Linked DNA regions of Homo sapiens: region 2 is linked to region 1. The links are chromatin contacts, found by Hi-C or POLR2A ChIA-PET in ENCODE. All regions are on one chromosome and are shown on one strand. Each heading gives the region's core, a stretch centred on a gene start or an enhancer-like site at or near the end of the contact. The rest is flanking DNA. Distances are from core to core; before and after follow the strand shown. Region 1 overlaps LINC02872 (long intergenic non-protein coding RNA 2872). Region 2 overlaps LOC105376126 (a long non-coding RNA gene).

The links. Hi-C counts contacts between places; a loop is a spot of excess contacts on that map. ChIA-PET counts read pairs that join two places held with the same protein, here RNA polymerase II (POLR2A). Pooled maps may share reads with other maps.
Region 2: a loop to region 1 is called in a map of aorta, with 5 times the contacts of the local background. The contact joins two enhancer-like sites. A Hi-C loop is called at or near these places in 3 of 168 maps with a recorded cell type or tissue (aorta and transverse colon) and 2 of 50 pooled maps. POLR2A ChIA-PET finds 5 or more read pairs at or near these places in 2 of 52 experiments (GM12878 and HEK293).

The regions. Positions count from the first base shown.
Region 1 is chr9:87,158,017-87,163,449 of GRCh38, forward strand. It overlaps LINC02872 (long intergenic non-protein coding RNA 2872), which reads left to right. Exons shown (of 2, transcript NR_161226.1): 2 at 1-1,710. Among named protein-coding and RNA genes, the nearest start is that of LINC02872, 12 kb to the left of the region's middle. Within about 2 kb of position 2,580, at least 5 of the 41 ENCODE cell types and tissues checked have a DNase peak (open chromatin) inside an H3K27ac peak, as active enhancers do.
Region 2 is chr9:87,197,445-87,202,322 of GRCh38, forward strand. LOC105376126 (a long non-coding RNA gene) reads right to left here. Exons shown (of 15, transcript XR_007061642.1): 13 at 492-677. Among named protein-coding and RNA genes, the nearest start is that of LINC02872, 51 kb to the left of the region's middle. RefSeq lists an enhancer at 2,416-2,917. Within about 2 kb of position 1,452, at least 5 of the 41 ENCODE cell types and tissues checked have a DNase peak (open chromatin) inside an H3K27ac peak, as active enhancers do.

The sequences.
Region 1 (5,433 bases), core at 1,330-3,829:
GTTTCATAAAAAGTGAGTAGATCTCCACAACTTAGTTTCTAGACTAAATGGACTAAGCATGTTCCGCCCTATTCTTCCTACTAACAATAACAAAAAGCTCTGGACAAAATTTATAAAGCAACCCACAGAAGACTCCGAAGTTGGAAAAAGAAATAAAAACTGGCGATTTCCTCCATACTCAAGGCATCATGTAGCAGGGAGTGCCTTGGGTGTTGTTTATGTGTTTGTTTTCTTTTGTTCATTAATTTTTTTCTCCCGTGTATGGCAGTGTGGGCTCTAGCAATGCCTACCACCCGGAAACACAGATGGGTACAAATTTAAAAACCCCAAGAAAACTCTTTTTAGCCAAATGACCAGTGTTTCCAGCAGAGCAAAAACATTTTGACCACATCTGCCCTTTTGTGCTGGCTAACCCCTTCCCCTGCCACCATGTGCTGCTGGGGGGACATTGTGGATGAAGCCCACTCATTTATTCCTCCTCCTGCAGTAATGTGACCATACCCTTCCCACTCCTAACTAGAGGCTGGGGGAGGACTATGTGGGGGAGAGAACTGGAGAAAGCAATTTTCTAAATTTGTGTATGAAATCCTGGTTAGAACTCTGAGTGCCCCATGCACAAAACAGACAAGAAACAACACAGCAAAAAGATTCAAGGGTCAGAAAAACTGAACACTGGTCTGAAACACTGCCCGGGTTTCAGATTGGCATCAGGGTAGCACCCAAGTGGGGCAGATTGAAATAGCACTGTAAAGGCTTTGAAAATGAAATGACTTTTGAGCCACAGCTCACAAAGTGAACCGGAACAAGCATTCTGAACTTAAACAGGTCAAGTGCCTGCTAAAATCAAAGACTGAAATGGGAACCAGAATAATATAACATACTACTGAAAATGTCTAGGATGCAATCCAAAATCTCATCACACTGAAAACCATAAAAATCTCAACTTGAAAGAGAAAAGGCAATTGTAAGCATTGAGATTACACAGATGTTGAAACTATCCAGCAAGAATCATAAAGCAGCTATTATACAAATGCCCTGATTTTAAAGCAAGTATGAATGCTCGAAACAAATGACAAAGTGGAAAGTCACAGCAGAGAAATAGAAAATGTAAGGAAGAACCAAATGGAAATTTTAAAACTGAAAAATACAATAACCAGTTTTTAAAAATTACTAGATTCAGAGGGAAAGACCAACAACTCAGAAAAAATGGGCAAAGGATATGAAGAGTTTACGGAAAAGGAAATGTAGATAACTCTTACCCATATAAAAATATGTTCAGCCTCACTCATATAAGAAAAATCAAAATTGAAATTACACTGAGACACTGCTTTTCACCTGTCAGAATGGCAAAACTCAAAGTGTGAATATACGCTATGAGAATGTGGAAAATTCTCATAGATTGCTTGTGGGCATCTAGAACAATTTGGTTGAATCACTAAAATCCACATGCCATTTGGCCCTGCAATTCTACTTTTAGAAATTTATCATATAGGAAACCTGCATATGAGTGAAATGACATACGTGGAGTGTTACTCCTGGCTGCATTGTTGGTAATCACAAAGAACACTAGAAAAAACTTAATGTCCATCAATAAGATGCTGATTAAATTAATTATTATACGTCATACAATGGAAAGTTAGAAAACCGTAAAAAAATGAAACCCTCTCTATAACCTGCTACCATATAATAAATAAAAGGACAGGCAATGATCTATATGTGTCTGTTTGGATATGCATTAAGAAACTTCAAAGGACAGGTAACAAAAAGTGGCTGCCCAGAGGAGAAGTGAGGGATGGGAGGGAGTCTGGACTGTAGGCCTAATAAAACCCCCAGATAAATAAAAACAAACCTACAAAGCACAGAAATAATCCTTAATGTCCAATCCCAGGGCTTTATCATAGTGGTCCCTTTATGTTTGGATGAGGTAAACCTATCCAATGTTTCAATTAACTTGGCTTATTATTAAGTCAATAATATTAAGGAACTTAATATTAGCAGGGATACTCTTTCATCTCAGGCATGTTAGATGCCTTCCATGATCTCCACGAGGAGGAAGAGCCCCTGAATCACCAGGGACACTGGTGAGGATGAAAGCATTTTGTTATGGATCCTTTTTCTTGGTGGCCTGAGCTGCTGGGGGCTTGAAGCCTGCCTCCCTCCCTGCAGGACACCCCACCCGACTGCTTTCTGCTCATCACACAGGGTGCCCTTGCATGATCACTATCCGCCCACTCCTAGGTGTCTGGTTCTGTGTGTGTGGTTTCCTACAGAACCAGACAGAAAAGTGAGTTCTGTTTTCTTCTCATCTTCCAGGCACCCAAAGCAAAACTTCACAAGCCCAGCCCTGAGCACCTGTCACATTGGAAGTGCTTCCTTCTCTGGTTCAGGAATTTGGTTTTGATTTTTGTTGGGGTTGCTCGGCCCCTATTGAAGGACAGAGTTTGAGGCTGGGGGTCTCTCCTTAGGCTTTTCCTGACCCTATGAAACAACCACAAACACCATCACTTTCCATAAGAGGATCAAGTTGCTTTTCTGAAATCACAAGGAGTCACTGATCTGCGCTGGCTTTCTCACGAGGGCACATGTGGCTGGGGCACAGCTGTTCCCATCTGTTACTTGGGCTGACACACAAGGACAGCTGTGAAGGGAGCGTGTCTCCTCCCCATCTCTGTTACAATGAGGCCTTGGTTTAGCCCAACTTCTGAATCCAGGTTATACTCCCTAATTGGCATACAAAAGCCCCAGGAATAAGGCAGAGAAGACTGGACCTTGCAAAGCTCGGCTCCAGTCATTTAAAATGAAATCAATCTCACTTCTCTCCTTTTCCCTCAGTGTCCTAAAATAATATTTGAAGTTCTGTTTAGTCTCTTTGGAGAACTGCCAGTGACTTCGAGGCATGTAGTGAAGCTGTATTTCAAGAGATGATTACACCCAGGACTTTGGAAAAGTGATTCTCACTTAGGAATAACATATGATACAGATTTAATAATCTGCCATAATACCTGTCTCCCCACTTTTTTTGTCTCAACCAAATAAGAGTAAAAAACTGATAGTGGCAAAAGGAACCTCTCTTCCATGGAAGTGATTGTTAAAGTGTTTTTTTTAATTGAATGAACTATTATCATGGCGAGTTTTGAAAGGAACCACATGCACAAGTTCTTAGATTTTCTGCTTTTGCCATTAACTATAGTAAATGTTTTCAAAAAATCTCTTTCCATCTTTTGCTAGTTGAAAAAAAAGAAAAAAATATTCTTACTGCATTGAAGTTATGAGTGAAATGAACAGTTTTTGAGAAAGAACAACAAAAAGCCCACTTGCCTGTTTTCTCCATTGTAACTACAATTATGTAATTAATTGTCAAGCTTGGTGACTCCCTTTCACAATCTGGAGAAGTGACACTCACTCTTTTTGAAAGATATGACAAACATATCTTTAATTACATAATCATTATATAGGGGCATCCTTATCAAATATTAATGAAATATAGAAAAACCCACGGTCATGTTGGACTGACTCTCCTGTAAACTAAGGATGACTGTGTTAATTCATTCTTGCATTGCTATAGAGAACTATCTGAGATTGGGTAATTTATAAAGAAAAGAGATTTAATTGGCTCATGGTTCTGCAGGCCGTACAGGAAGCATAGCTGGGGAGGCCTCAGGAAACTTACAATCATGGTGGAAGGTGAAGGAGAAGCAGGCATGTGTTACATGGCCAGGAGAAGGGGAAGAGAGAGAAGGGGGAGGTGCTACACACTTTGAAACAACCAGATCTCAAGAGAACTCACTATCATGAGAACTGCAAGGGGGAAATCCACCCCCATGATCCCATCACCTCCCAGCCAGCCCCTCCTCCAACATTGGGGATTACAATTCAACCTGAGATTCAGGTGAGGACACAAATCTAAACCATATCGGTGGCATATCCTTCCAGACCCTTTTAATGCATATGTACACATATTTATATTTACATTCAAATATATATGTAGATACAAATATTCATATGTAGATACAACTATGAATATAGAAATATATAATGTCAAGATCGTCTTTTACATACATAGAATCATGTTGTACACATTATTCCACAACTTGATTTTTAACTTAATATCCTGGTGATGTTTCTGTATCAGTACGTGTAAATTTACCTGACTACTGTGAAATATTCCATCCCTTCTATATGCCACAATTTATTAAACATTTTCCCTATATATTTAGATGGTTTCCAATATTTTTCCTATTAAAAATGATATTTCGATAGACATTCTTGCACAAAGTTCCTCAGGCACATGAGTATTTTCCTATAGTACACATCTAGACATGGAATTGTTAGGTCAAACGATCTGCATATTTTTGTTTTAAAAGATGTTGCTAAACAGTAGTTGTTATGGCTAAATATGGTGACAAACTCTATATTAGCTTAAATAATCCTCGTAATCTATGATGAGGCACTATTATTACCCCTAATTTGAAGTTGAGAAAACTGAGGTGCAGAGAGGTCCAGTAACTTGTTCAAGGTCACACAGCAGGTAACAGTGGAACCAGAATTCAACTCCTGGTATCTAGCTCCAGAATCTATGCTCTTAGCCTAACAGTTGGATGCCTCTCTCTAAAATGCAACTGTACAGATATATTATGTGCATTATAAACTATATACAAAAATTGAAATTAAAAGGGAGGCTATAAATTAGGTAACATTTTATAATACTTATTAACACTCAAAAGTTTTTCTTTCAATAAAACTATTCTTAATAGTAATATTTTAGTGAGAATAAAATAATTGAATATGTTCCCCTTTTTTAAAAAAATTGACTCTACCCTTTTTGATACAGCCATTGGAAACTTTGGTTCTAAGTTCAATTTATTGTCTGTCATAGCTGAAAATATTGCTGGGCAAAGGTAAACTCTAAGGGAAGAAGTACATCATTGGCTGTACTGTCTAAATCATAACATTCATTTTTAATCTCATTCACAAATTAAACAAAGTATTTTCCAAAAGTTTGGCTGGAAATGTTCTTTTTCCCATTTATCAATATATTTTCCTTAGAAAGTAATTAGGGCTAGGCAGGGTGGTTCATGCCTGTAATCTCAGCATTTTGAGAGGTTAAAGCAGGAGGATCGTTTGAGCTCAGGAGTTTGAGACCTTGTCTCTACAAAAAAATTTAAAAATCAGTCCACTGTGATGGTGCACACCTGTTGTTCCAGCTACTCAGGAGGCTGAAGCAGGAAGATTGCCTGAGCCCAGGAGATCAAGGCTGTAGCGAGCTATGATCACACCACCGCACTCCAGCAGAGTGGAGTGCGTGGCAGAGTGAGACTCTTTCTCTCTCAAAAAAAAAGTAATCAGAACATGTCACATTTTTTGTATTTTTAACAAATTAGATTTCAAAGTTTGGTAGCATGTTCTCAGTATGGCTGCCATTATCTCTTTCCT
Region 2 (4,878 bases), core at 202-2,701, 38 kb after region 1:
TCAGCAGGGTCACACTGTGGGCAGCCAGGACTCAGTCCTGCTAGGAGCCGGGGAAGGACTGTGAAGAACCAGTTTGAGAGCCATCCCAGCTGAGCAGAGACTCTTCGGAGTACTCAGTCACCAAGTCTAGGCTGCTAGATGAGAGATGTTCCTGGATTTTAACTCTCTGGTACTTTTGGTCTACTTGTGCCTGCAACCAGAGAAAGCCCTGAGGAGAGAGCATAAGGCTGGCAGTAAGCAGCCTCTGGTGTGTCCAAGAACAGCAAGTACTGAGGGGCTACGGGTGGGGCACCCACAAGGTTTAGAGAGCAGATGCTGCAGCCAGACTGCCTGAGTGTGAATTTGGCTGGATTTTCTGCCGCTGAGTACAACTCGGGGCAGGGCTGCTGGGGTCTTCTGATATAGGTCCAGCTCAGCTTGCTTCTAGACCGGCTTCAGAAACCTAAAAGAGTCAAGTTACCTGTCGGGAGCCTGATATCATTATTACTCACCACATTTTGGTCACTTGCTGTGTGTCAGACATTGTACAAGATGCTTTCTACGTGACAGAAACCCCTGCCTCTCCACACAATCTGCTCTCTCCTTACAATCTGCTCTCTCCGTCCTCAGTGGATGGGGGCTTTGTTACTCCGGCATTAAGTGGCACAGATGAGTTAGCCTCACTCCTGAAGGTTCTCCTGTAAAGATGATTAATATTAAGAGATGCTATACTCTAAATACTCCAGAGACCTAAGGATCTACAGATACTTTTTCAGGATCGACTGGGGAATGACGGTTGTCACGGTGTTGAGAGCGTTGCAATGTTCTTATCAGACAATCACAAACACACGCTGAATCCAGAAGATGCTGGACCATAAGGCATTTCTTTTCACACCATGCAGGTCCAAGAAGTCTTTATTCTCTACTCTTTCTCCCTCTTCTCTCCCTTCTCCCCCTGTTAGTTTTCGGCTTCTCTGGCTTCCCTTCATAATTCTGGCTCTGTCATGGAAGCACATGGCAAAGCTGGCCGTGTTTCCTCTGGAGTATTCCAGGTCCACTTGGCTGGCCCTCTCCTTAGAACCACATTCCTGGGGTTATGGGGAGACAACAGCTCCCTGTCATTACTAGCTGAAGGGAATAGTAGCATCCTTCATTAGATCCTCTCAACCTTGCTCATATCTTTATAGATAGTCCCTTTATCAGCCTCACTTCAAATTACCCAATGAGGGTTTATCTTCTGTTCCTGCAGGACCCTAACTGACAATACAGCACTCAAGTAGACTACAGGCAATTCCGTGGCAGAAACCCCACCTTATGCTTCTCTCTGAGCCTGTCCTTGCAAAGATACAACCACAAATGTTAGTAGAGATTAAAACTGAGGTTCAGTGTGGACTCCATCAGAGGAGCATGACTGTTCCTGGAGAAAAAGCATTTTCAGAAGGGGCACTGTAACTTCATTCTTTTACTCAACAAATACTGAAAGCCAGGCACTGTTCTAGGTGCCAGGAAAATAGTATGAGCAAGACAGAATTTCTGCCTCCAGGAGTTATATTCTAATGGAAGGAGTGAGTCAGAACACACACTGGTATAAATTAAAAAGACAATTCCAGATAACGCTAAGTAGAATTTTTAAAGTGCTAGAACGGGAGGATACTTAGTTAGATGGCTAACTAAGGCTCTTATAAGTTCATTTCCAAGGTGATTGGGCCCCTTCGTTAGCATAACAGAGACACCCTATTTTGAGGACTTCTGAAATCATTGAGGGTAATTTTAACAATGCAATTCAATGGGAGAAGGAAAAATAAATCATTGAAATTTGGGTATTAATGTTAAAGGGACTTATTTGGACCCCAAAACAGGACTGTACATCTCTCCACCCTTATCACTGATGCGCCTCTAGTAGTCCAAGAAAAACTGTGTCATTGAAGAGTTGCTGCAATTTTTTCTTCTCTTATGGAGACTGTAACTCTGATCAAAGTGATATGAAGATGCTATTCTTTGGCTTCTGCAAATAGAATGAAAATGACTTTTGGCTGTGGGTATGTGAGGTTTTTCTCAAAATGGAATGTGAGGGCGAGCACTAATGTGCTAATAAACCTCTGTTGGCAGGAAAGAGGTTTTGTCAACGAACTGTGAGAGAAGCAGAATATAGTCCCAAGAAGTTGCAAGATGGGGTCTGCTTTACAGGAATTGGAATCAAATTCAAACGTTTTATGGTTCGGCCATTTAAACATTGACTTAAACATTTGGACATGTATCCATCTCTGGTCTAGCCTGGAGCCACTATAACTTTCACATGAAATCCACTGCAAGCTACTAATTACTGTCTTCACAAAAACCACAGTGCAGGCAGTAGCTGAATTCTGCAAATGGGTTTTCTGCTCTCAAGGAATAATGCTAAAGGGAGGAAATTTGTAGATACCCAGGACCCCTACCCACAAGTATTTCCCCAAAACTTATTAATTTAATCCCAGGGCTCTCCTTCCCTTCTCTGGGCCCCATAGCTACCAGCTTCTCTCATCCTCAGCTCTCCGGCTTCTTCCCTAACAGCACATGCATTATAGTTTCTAGAGCAAGCTGGCTCAGGACTGTTAGAGGTAATCTCAGTCGACTGTGGCACCTTAAGGATGGAGCCCCTCATGGTGGCTTTTGTCAAAGTATTTAAACACTTACACGTGCCCAGCGTGTTTGAATTCTTTTCTAAGGAACTTACCATTTGCCTAATAGAATGACAAAAGCTTGGTAGCATAAGATCTGTTCACATCCTTGATATATGAAAGGCCATGGTTCTCAGACTTTTTAGTCCCAGTGCTTCTTCACACTCTTAAAATTATTAAGGCTCCCAAAAAGCTTCTGTTTTATATAGGTAGCGTTTATTGATGTTTTCTATTTGAAATTAAAACTGATAATTTTTTAAACTTACTTAAGATAACAATAAATATATTACATGTTGTCATAAATATCATACTTATATGAATAGTAAGTATATTTTCCAAAACCAAAAATATTTAATGAGAAGGGTAGCATTGTCTTACTGTTTTGCAAATCTCATTAATTTAATATCTGGCTTATTAGCAGATAGCTGGATTCCCATTTCTGTTTCCGTATTCAATCTGTTAAAGTGCTGTTATCCTTTCCCAGTTGGTGGGAAAGCAGCACCATGGGGTAGGAGTGCAGGGGGCGGGGGAAAGAAAGAACTTTCTGCTAATCCCAAGAATGTGCCATGAGATTTGGAGAGTGAAGGAAAAATAGTCTTGAGGTGTTGCAGTTTCACAGTTTTACCCCTTGAATCTACAATGTCAGATTTCAAATATTAGAACTGGATGGGATAAAATGGAATGTATTAACGGCATTCACCATGACCTGGATAAGATTAGAGACTATTATTCTAAGTGAAGTAACTGAGGAATGGAAAACCAAACATCGTATGTTGTCACTGATATGTCGGAGCTAAGCTATGAGGATGCAAAGGCATAAGAATGATACAACAGACTTTGGGGACTTCTGGGGAAGAGTGAGGGGAGGCGAGGGATAAAAGACTACACATAGGGTGCAGTGTATACTGCTTGGGTGATGGGTGCAACAGGTTCTCACAAATCTCCGCTAAAGAACTTACTCATGTAACCAAATACCACCTGTACCCTCAATAACTTATGGAAAAATAAAATTAAAAAAAGAAAAACAACTGGATGGGAACTTAGAGGTCACATGACAAACTCTTCAGTCGAAAAAGTAGATTGACTTGATGACAAGTTATTGGGGAAGTGAAGCCAACACCTAAAGGTGTAGCATAAGCACACACTGATGAGTCCCAAGAAGCAAGAAGGGAATGGAGCATGTTGCACCACTCCCCCTCCCCCAAGGACCTCCAGTTTTTTCTTTATTGCTGAATTGTTCTCTCCAGCAGCATTGGTCTCCATCCAGTGAATATATGTTCAGCTAGCCACTTAACAAACTCAAGCTGTGGTTTTAGGGCTGATAAATAATTATGTTAATTAACAGGTTGGAGGAAAAATATGATGTTATTCCCGTGGAATGCTCTGAAAAGCTGGAAACACTTAACTGCAAAAACTACATGTGGTGAAATAACCAATAATTTGCTTAAAAAACCCACATCTGGTTTGCTGGCTCAAAGCAGGGGTTAACAGTCTTTCGAGGGCAGCCAGTGTCAGAGAGGGGTCCCAGGATAAACAGCCAAGCCTTCACGGCAGGAAATATGCTTGTTCTTATAGCACAAGCATTTACATTGGCTTCTAACCAAAATGAAACGTACAAAGAATTGTTTGGTTTGTCTTTTTCTTTTTTCTCTTCATAACATGCAGTTCAAAAATGCCTTTCTCATATTTGTATGCTTGAATATGGGACAGAGGGAATAGTCACAATAGAATAACAAAATAATTCGTTGCTCCAAACTTCTAAAAGAATGCAGAAAACACACCATGGTAATAAAGAATAGACAGGTTTAATTCATACATGCGTAATTATTTATTATCCTAACAGACACTGATTTGATACATAAGTACTGAGCATCTTCCTTGCACAAGACACAGATATGAAAGTTATAACTCATACACAGGTGAGCCATCTGTGATCCCAGATCTCCAGGAAAAAGTTAGCTCAGAAGAGAGAGTAACACATATCTACAACATGTGGATAATACAAATCCCAGTGTGATATGTGTCATTAAAGAGAGAAGTAAAGTCCTATAAGTGGCTTGAAGACCGGAAGTTTCATGTAAGATTGGAAGCGTCCACAAGGTTTTTTGTCAATAGTGGTATTTCAGCTGAGGCATAGAAGATGCCTATAATTCCAACAGATGAAAATAAAGGCAGAATGGCATCGGGCTGGAGCACCCCAGCACATCTGTAATAAAAGCAAGAAGCAGGGGACTGTGGCTAG